Regions from separate parts of the Homo sapiens genome. Here regions 1 and 2 are each linked to region 3. The links are chromatin contacts, found by Hi-C or POLR2A ChIA-PET in ENCODE. All regions are on one chromosome and are shown on one strand. Each heading gives the region's core, a stretch centred on a gene start or an enhancer-like site at or near the end of the contact. The rest is flanking DNA. Distances are from core to core; before and after follow the strand shown. Region 1 overlaps LINC02498 (long intergenic non-protein coding RNA 2498). Region 2 overlaps CLNK (cytokine dependent hematopoietic cell linker). Region 3 has its middle 43 kb from the start of HS3ST1.

The links. Hi-C counts contacts between places; a loop is a spot of excess contacts on that map. ChIA-PET counts read pairs that join two places held with the same protein, here RNA polymerase II (POLR2A). Pooled maps may share reads with other maps.
Region 1: a loop to region 3 is called in a map with no recorded cell type, with 11 times the contacts of the local background. The contact joins two enhancer-like sites. A Hi-C loop is called at or near these places in 19 of 37 single-sample maps with no recorded cell type and 11 of 50 pooled maps.
Region 2: a pooled map shows a loop between it and region 3 (10-fold over the local background). The contact joins two enhancer-like sites. A Hi-C loop is called at or near these places in 7 of 37 single-sample maps with no recorded cell type and 10 of 50 pooled maps. POLR2A ChIA-PET finds 5 or more read pairs at or near these places in 1 of 52 experiments (activated naive CD4-positive, alpha-beta T cell).

Annotation. Positions count from the first base shown.
Region 1 is chr4:10,742,112-10,744,811 of GRCh38, reverse strand. The region is part of intron 2 of LINC02498 (long intergenic non-protein coding RNA 2498); the gene reads right to left. Among named protein-coding and RNA genes, the nearest start is that of LINC02498, 5.9 kb to the right of the region's middle. Within about 2 kb of position 1,256, at least 2 of the 41 ENCODE cell types and tissues checked have a DNase peak (open chromatin) inside an H3K27ac peak, as active enhancers do.
Region 2 is chr4:10,582,945-10,585,644 of GRCh38, reverse strand. CLNK (cytokine dependent hematopoietic cell linker) reads left to right here. Exons shown (of 19, transcript NM_052964.4): 4 at 690-718. Among named protein-coding and RNA genes, the nearest start is that of CLNK, 100 kb to the left of the region's middle. Within about 2 kb of position 1,409, at least 4 of the 41 ENCODE cell types and tissues checked have a DNase peak (open chromatin) inside an H3K27ac peak, as active enhancers do.
Region 3 is chr4:11,470,453-11,473,152 of GRCh38, reverse strand. No RefSeq gene overlaps it. Among named protein-coding and RNA genes, the nearest start is that of HS3ST1, 43 kb to the right of the region's middle. Within about 2 kb of position 1,337, at least 12 of the 41 ENCODE cell types and tissues checked have a DNase peak (open chromatin) inside an H3K27ac peak, as active enhancers do.

The DNA.
Region 1 (2,700 bases), core at 7-2,506, 730 kb after region 3:
AAATTCCTTACTAGATAAATAATTTACAAATACATTTTTTTCATTTTGTGGTTTGCCTCTTCACATTCTTGCTGGTGTCCTTTGAAGAATAATTTTTTAATTTTGTGATAAATGTAAGGGTTTATTTTTGCATCCTTGATTCTATTCCATTATTCTGTTTCCATTCTTATGCCGGTACCACACTATCTTGATTACCATAGAATTATAGTAAGTTTTTAAATCAAAACATGTGAGTTATCCAACTTTGTTTGTACTTAGAATTTTTTCTTCCAATCTGAGCTTCTTGATTTTCCATATAGATTTTATAATCAGCTTAATTTCTTCAAAAGAAATTACCTGAGATTTTGATAGAGATTTTATTGAATCTGTAGATCAATTTTGGGAGTATTGCCACTTTAGCAATATTAAGTCTTCTGATGCATGAACATAAAATAGCTTTCCCTTTATTAAAGATTTTTCTTTAATTTCCCTAAATTAAAGATTCTTCTTTAACTTCTTTCAGTAATGTTTTATAGTTTCATGTATAAGTACTGCACTTCTTTTGTTAAATTAATTTCTTCATATTTTAATCTTTTTTAATGCTATGGTAAATGGAATTGTTTTATTAGTTTACTTTTCATATTGTTTATTGCTAGTATATAGAAATGTAATTGATTTTATATCTTGATCTTGTATCAATTTAACAGTAGGCACACCGGCCACACATGTACAAAGATTAACAGAAAACTCAATTTACTTGTGAACAGGTAAATTCTCAAGTAAAAGATGCTTATTTTTTCTTTTATCTCTTAAAAGTGATGCTTAGAATTACATTTTCAACCTATCTTAATTTTGTGTTTGTCATTGAAAGACATTGTCAGATAAGACAGAAATCAGAATAATGGGTCGGAGCAGACAGACGAGAACAGGTGGCATAAACCATGGTCCTGGAGGCCTGAACATGCTTTGTTCTTCATGGCCCTGACAGTTACCCTACAGTTTTATGCCATTTTCATATTATTCTTGCAATTAGAGAACATTGAAGACAGAAACAATTGTATTACTTAACAACATGCTAGAACAATAAGGCAACAAATCTTAAGTCTTAGTCAATGTGCTGTTTTCAGAATGTTTTTTTTCTAGGTTATAGCGAAACCTAAAGAAATAAACAATTTTGGTTCAATCTGTGCTTCTTGTTTTACACAGTTTTGGTATATTCTCCCCAAACCACTTCTGCTCTTATTCCCTGGGGACCCTATTTCATTTTCAATCTTAACACCATTCTCATTTTCAAAATCGTTCATGCAGCACACAGAAATAGAAATGTAGGCTACCAAAGTCAAGCTGAAAAAGCAACTATCCAGTACATCCCCCATCCATAAATGACCGCTGTGACACTATCATGCTTTGCACACACCTCCCTTTCAGCCCTCTTCACAGTCTATTACAGCCATTCACTCACATATTTGTCCCCACAAACTCTTATAGAAAAGACCCATGCCATTTTCATCACTGCATCTCTAGAGCATGGAGCACAATGGCTAGCCCTTAGTGCATGCTTAGAAAATGTTTTCCAACTGAGTATGTAAAGGGAATTTCTTTTGAAACTCTCCTTTACCCTTTCTAAGTCTCAAAACAGCTTTACAAACATAATTGCTTTGGCATAATTTTTCTAAGCATTTCTTCTGACATTTCTTTTGGGAAATAATTTTACCAAAAGTCAATAGAGTTATTGAGCACCTGCTGTGTGGAAGACTCTGCCAGATGTTATGGCACATAGAACAGAGCTTTTGATCTAGCTGAGGACACAATGTATGTAGGTGATAAAAATCAGTGCAAACGTTGACTGAGCACTTACATGTGCCAGGGATGATGCTTTGATGAATGTAACTCATTTAAGTCATGCAGCAAATGAATGCAATGGGCACTAGTCCTATTCTCTCTGACAGGTGAAGGAATGGCAGGTGAGCTATGTCACTTGCACAAGGTCACTCAACTTATAAATGGCTAAGCCAAGATTTGATCCCAGGCAATCTGACCCCAGGACATATTTAGTTAACCAACAACCTCTTTCGCACATACAAAGTCACAGATGATAATAGACAAGTAAATTTTTTTATTCCTCCAGAAATGTAGGGGGACAGATGATCACTATAGACCAGGATGTTCACTGAAGGATTCAAAGAGATGATAGATTTCAGTAAGCTGAAAAAAGCTGAGCCAAATTTAAACACAGTAACAAGGAACTCTAGACAAGGGGAAACTGTGAACAACACTAGAGAGCTTGGTGGGGGGTTCAGTCATTCTGAGGTAATGGTTAATACTACCCAATGTACTATTCTGGGCAATGAAGATAAAATAAGACAAACTGCATGTTCTCATGGACCTTACATAACAAACAACAAAAAAATAAAGACAGACTTGTCTAGTGGAGAGATGTGCTATGAAAAAAGTAATAAAGCAGCATAAGGAAACTGAAACAGACAAAGGATGTGTTGCTATGTAATAAAGTGCACACAGAAAACAGCCTCTCTGTGAAGGTGACATCCCACCTGCCACCCATAGTAGGAAAAAAGCAGGGAGACATGTGAAAACCAGTGAATTAGGCATTTCCAGGGAGAGGAAACAGAATATCCAAAGGCCCTGAGGTAGAGCATTCTTACTGAGTGTGAAGAAAGTGAGGGAACCAATATGGCTGGAGTGCAGCCAGTGAAGAGTAGA
Region 2 (2,700 bases), core at 160-2,659, 890 kb after region 3:
AAAACTTCAGCTGAATGAAATTTAAAGGAGCTTAATTGGCCAATGAATGGTTTGAGAATCAGGTGGCCTTCCCAGCCAGAGGAGGCTGAGACTCCGGTGCAGCCACGTGGTGAAAGAAGGTTTATGGACAGAAAAAGGAAAGTGATATATAGAAAATGGAAGTGAGGTACAGAAACAGCTGGATTGGTTACAGCTCGGCGTTTGCCTGATTTGAACACAGTTCGAACAGTTGGCTACATTTGATTGGCCAAAACTCGGTGATTGCCACAACTATAGGCTACCATCTGTTTATAGTTCATGATGTATAGAGAAACCTTTAGGCAGAACTTAAAATATGTAAGGAGGCAGCTTTAGGCTAAGCTTGATTTAACACTACCTATATGTGTTTAAATGTATGCATACATCTTCAGGTACGTATACAGCTATTTACATGAGAATAACCAACATATAACCTGTGGTGTCAATTTTTATTTTCTTCTACATGCTATTTTCCAGAAAATAGAAATATGTACAATATTTCTATATATAATAGAATAATATGTGACTTCAGGTCTACAATAGTACATACATAAAGCAGCTTCAGAGGCTGACTTGTACAATGACGTTTGATGACTGCCTGTTCCTATGTGGCGGGGGGTCGGTGGAGGTGGAGCAATGGACATTTAACTTGGTTCTCTTTTCTGCCCTAGGTCATGGCCTCGCATCAATAGTGCCACAGGTGAGTCGGGGCTCTCTGTCACCTAAGTGGTGGGAATGTCAGCATGGGTCTGTTGGGCTGTTATTTCCATTCTTTTTTGTTTTTATTTCAATAAAACTATGGCCTATTTGAAATGACATTAGCTAGTAATGCCATTCCTTCCAGTTGCCCCAGGGTACAGCCTGATCTGTGACTGTCCAAAGCTTTGGAGGCTGGGTGGCTGGATGGGAATCCTGGCTCTCTACTTAGCTGTGCAGCTTTGCATGAAGCACAGATCTTTCTGAGCCTGAGTTCCTTCATCTGTGCAATGGGTATAAGTCTACCTCAGTGCCAGTCTTATGGTGACTCACTAGTATTCACTCAACTAAATTCCATATAATTGGTTACCCCCAAAACATGAGTGGAAAGAATGAATGGTTCAAAAGCCACCTTTGATGCCTCTCCTGTATCTCTCTTCATAGCCTATTTTCTGGTACTACGCACTTAACAGGAGCCCATTAAAGTTTGAGAAAAAGCATGTAGTATTCACTGGGGAGGGTTATTATTTCAGGGAAAGTCCCACAGAACTTCCCTAGAAAGCTGGTGTCTAGATAGAATGACTGGAATGAGGCAGAAAAATGGAGACATTGTCCAGAGGAAACACCAAAGAAGCGATGGAGTCATAAGGAGTTATGTAATCAGCAAAGGCATTTGAAAGTTTCACTATAGAGCATGTGGGAGTACAAAACCAGCACTCAGCATGTCCCACCCAGCAGCTGGGAGAACTGGGCAAAAGCAAAAGTGAAAGTGGGAAATACGAGTTCACACAGGGAGAGAGCACCCAGCCTTAATCCCTCTACAGAAAAAGTTTTCATTCAACTTCCCAGTCAGGCCTAAACAAGATTGTCTTCTCTCAAGGTAGATGATACCAAATTGTGTTGGGGTCTTTAGTATCAAATGCACCTCTCCACCTACCTGCACCTCTCACCCCTCCCATCCTGCACTGGCATCCTGGAGGGAAGAGAATATTCTAAGGGGGTGGTACCTGGGAATGAAGTGGCTTGTCTGATGTGCTTGGTGACCGGTGAATCATAAAGCACACAGGTAAAATACAGCAGCCAGCTCCAACTACCTGTATCCTCTTCCTCCCATCTTGCTCCCCACCTTGGTTAAGGCACAGAGAAATGGGCAGATGGGCACTCCGTTTCCTTGACAGCAATCTAGAGACACCAGCAGGAAAAAGAAAACAAATCGAAACCCCACAAAAGTCCATTGATATAAAGTCGCCCAGGCCTGCTCATACACACTCGAACCTACACCTTACCGGAAAGAAACACTTAGCAGCAAATTATGACATTCCCAGTCTGTTCAAAATAACAGCCCAGACCAGGCACGGTGACTCACACCTGTAGTCCCAGCACTTTGGGAGGCCAAAGCAGGCGGATCACAAGGTCAGGAGTTTGAGACAAGCCTGGCCAATATGGTGAAACACTATCTCTACTAAAAATACTAAAATTATCTGGGCATGATGGTGGGCACCTGTAGTCCCAGCTACTTGGGAGGCTGAGGCAGGACAGTCACTTGAACCCGGGAGATGGAGGTTGCAGGGAGCCCAGATCACCCCACTGCACTCCAGCCTGGGCGCTGTGGACGACAGAGCAAGACTCCGTCTCAAAAAAGAAAAAAAAAGAGAGAGAGAGAAAGAAATAACAGCCCAGCAGACCTATGCATACTTATGAATCAGCCTAGGCATACTTATGAACCACTACAAATGTCTACCAAAGAATAGCAGACCTGATCTAATTAAGATATGCATGAGGATTTACAAAAAAGACTGTGCGTGACGGTGGCTTGATAACATTCCCAGATCCTTCAAGTTGTTTCTGATTTTTGACGATGGGATCATTTGAAAACAGGAGAGGGCGTTCATGCGAGAAAATACTAGGAAGCCATTAAAATGATGATGTTGAAGCACATTCATTGCCATGGATATGTTGATAGCATGTGATTTTGTGAAAAAGCAG
Region 3 (2,700 bases), core at 88-2,587:
AGCCTTTCTCGGGGCTCTTGTAGGCTTAACATACACACCCCTGTCTCCAGCGCAACCTCTTACCAGGATACAAAGTTCCTATTTCTTTGCAGTAACAGGAAAAATGTCCTCAGACACACTGTCTTGCCTCTTTAGAGATAGTTCCTTCTTACGGTAGAAAACCTATGACAAAAGTGGAGGTGGTAGATTTGTGAACTCACTGTGCTCTAACCATCCTAGTAAGGGTTGGTTGGGCAAGAATCATCCATGGGTACCAAGTGTCAGAGGAATTTTGAGAAATGGAATACTCCTATAGTCTCAAAAGGTCTCTCCACCGATTGCATATTAGTCAAAAAGGGGAAAAGTAGTAACTACACAGTATTAGTATAAAGAGATGTCACTTTGACAGTGTGATCAAAATTAACATTAGCAATAAGGAACAGATGGATGTCACATGCCTCTGGATGTGTGCATGGAGAGGGAATGCCATCACTTATGAGTATCCCCGCTGGGATGCATAACCTGAATCTGATCATAAAAAAGCATCAGACAAACCCACATTAAAGAATATGCTACAAGGGGCCTGTGTTCATTAAAAATGTCAGTGTCGTGAAAGTGGGAAAGACTGAAGAAAGTTCTGAATTAAAGGGAATTCAACAGACACAATTGCTAAATGGACCAGATCCTGTTTTGAAGGGAAGAGCACTTGCACATTATTATTATTGGGACAATGACAAATATGGCATATTAAAATGTAGATTAGATGAAAATATTATAACATTAAATTTCCTAAATGAAATACCATTGTGGTTAAATTATTTAAAAGAATATTCTTAGAGAATACACATTGAAATATTAAAAAATAAAAGAACAGGATGTAGCTAATCTACTTTCAAATGGTATAGAAAACAATAATTTTAGAATGCATAATTCACACACATACATGTTTGTGTATGTATGTATGTGTGCATTACTATATTTAACAATATTTGAAAGAGAGAATAGGAAAAAATAGAGGATAAAAAAGCAAATGTGGCAAAATGTTAAAACATGGCGAATCTGAAAAAAAGCATATACAGAAGTTCTCTAGAGGCTGTTTTTTTCCAGCAATTCAATGAGCTTTAGGAGTTTAAACAAATTGAAGTTTCTATTAATAGCTAGCAATTACTGTGTGCCCATGCTTTGCTATGGATTGTCCTAGGCAGATCACTGGCATTCTTTCTAAGCTTTTTCGTAGCTGTAGGTGTGGAAATTGTGTTTTCATTTTCATTTTGAGATATGAGGAAACTGAAACAGGATATGCACCCCACAGGAAGTGGCAGGGTCATAGATTTGAATTCAGACCTGGCTCACGTCTCCGCACAATAGAATGAGACAGTGCATGTGATGCCAGACAGGAAGAGGTAAGGTTCCAGCCTTTAGGGGCTCGTAGGGGCTCACAGCCCATAGGGAGAGTAGAGAGGGAAGACAGACAAGTAATTGGGTACATAGTGTGGTGTGGTAAGCAAAGTTAAATATAGTTAATTCTTTTTTTTTTTTTTTTTTTGAGATAGAGTCTCACTCTGTCACCCAGGCTGGAGTGCAGTGGCGCGATCTCGGCTCACTGCAACTTCCACCTTCTGGATTCAAGCAATTCTCCTGCCTCAGCCTCCCACATAGCTGGGACTATAGGTGTGTGCCACCCGCCTGGCTAATTTTTGTATTTTTGGTAGAGATGGGGTTTCACCATGTTGGCCAGGCTGGTCTTGAACTCCTGACCTCAAGTGATCCCCGTGCCTCGGGCTCCACAGTTAAATTCTTCTAAACTTAATTAGTAGAACACCTACTGGAGGTTGTTGTCATGCCAATCTCTTCTGCTACTAGAGACACATGTCCTGTCCTCCCAGAACTTACACTGAAGTGGATGTGACTGATGCTACAGTACATAACTGCTGAGGTAGCACATAATAGTGAAATTTTATCCAGACTACGAGGCTAAGGTTGGCTTCCCAGAGGGGATGTGAGTGTTGCCTTACTTGATTTTCAGAGACAGAATAGCCTGTGAAATTTCATTCATCCCTGAGTTCTAAAGACTTGGCATACAGGAAATTCACTAGCTGTTGAATCTGGAAAAATGATATACATGTTTTCTCTACTGTGCAGAGTCTATACTATTCTTGAATGAATGAATGAGTGAATGAGTTCCCTTCTGTGATTCCTAAGGAACCCAGGGCAATGAGGTCTTCCAGGATGTCAGCCTCTCTGTCATCCTTCCAGGTCACAAGAAAGAGCCAGCAGGTTTCAGCAAGCCGTTCCCTGGCTGATCTGGTGGTGAGAAGAATTTGGGGGTGGCGGCATGGTGACTAGCCACAGCCAGGGCAATTCCTGCACTCCCTGGCTTCCGTGTCTAGCTTTCAGGTTAGAGGAAATGCTTTATCAAGAAAAGCTACTTTGTTCTCTCTTGTTCTCTTTTATTTTTTTCCGAGTTACTCATCACTTTTTCAGTCCCTTATTCTCAGAGGAGAAAACAAAGCCACCTTCTTGAAGCTGTACCTTAGGTATTATTCTTGCCAATGCCTTGCAAAGCCAGCAGCCCAAGTGCTTTGCAGGTCAGATACAAGGGCCCTTTACCTTCAAAGATTAAAATCAGCATAGCAACAAAACATGAGGCTCTTGGTTTTACTCAGTGCTTTTCTTACATGGTCTCATTGCATTCACAGAGCAGTGTTACAGAAGGTTAGA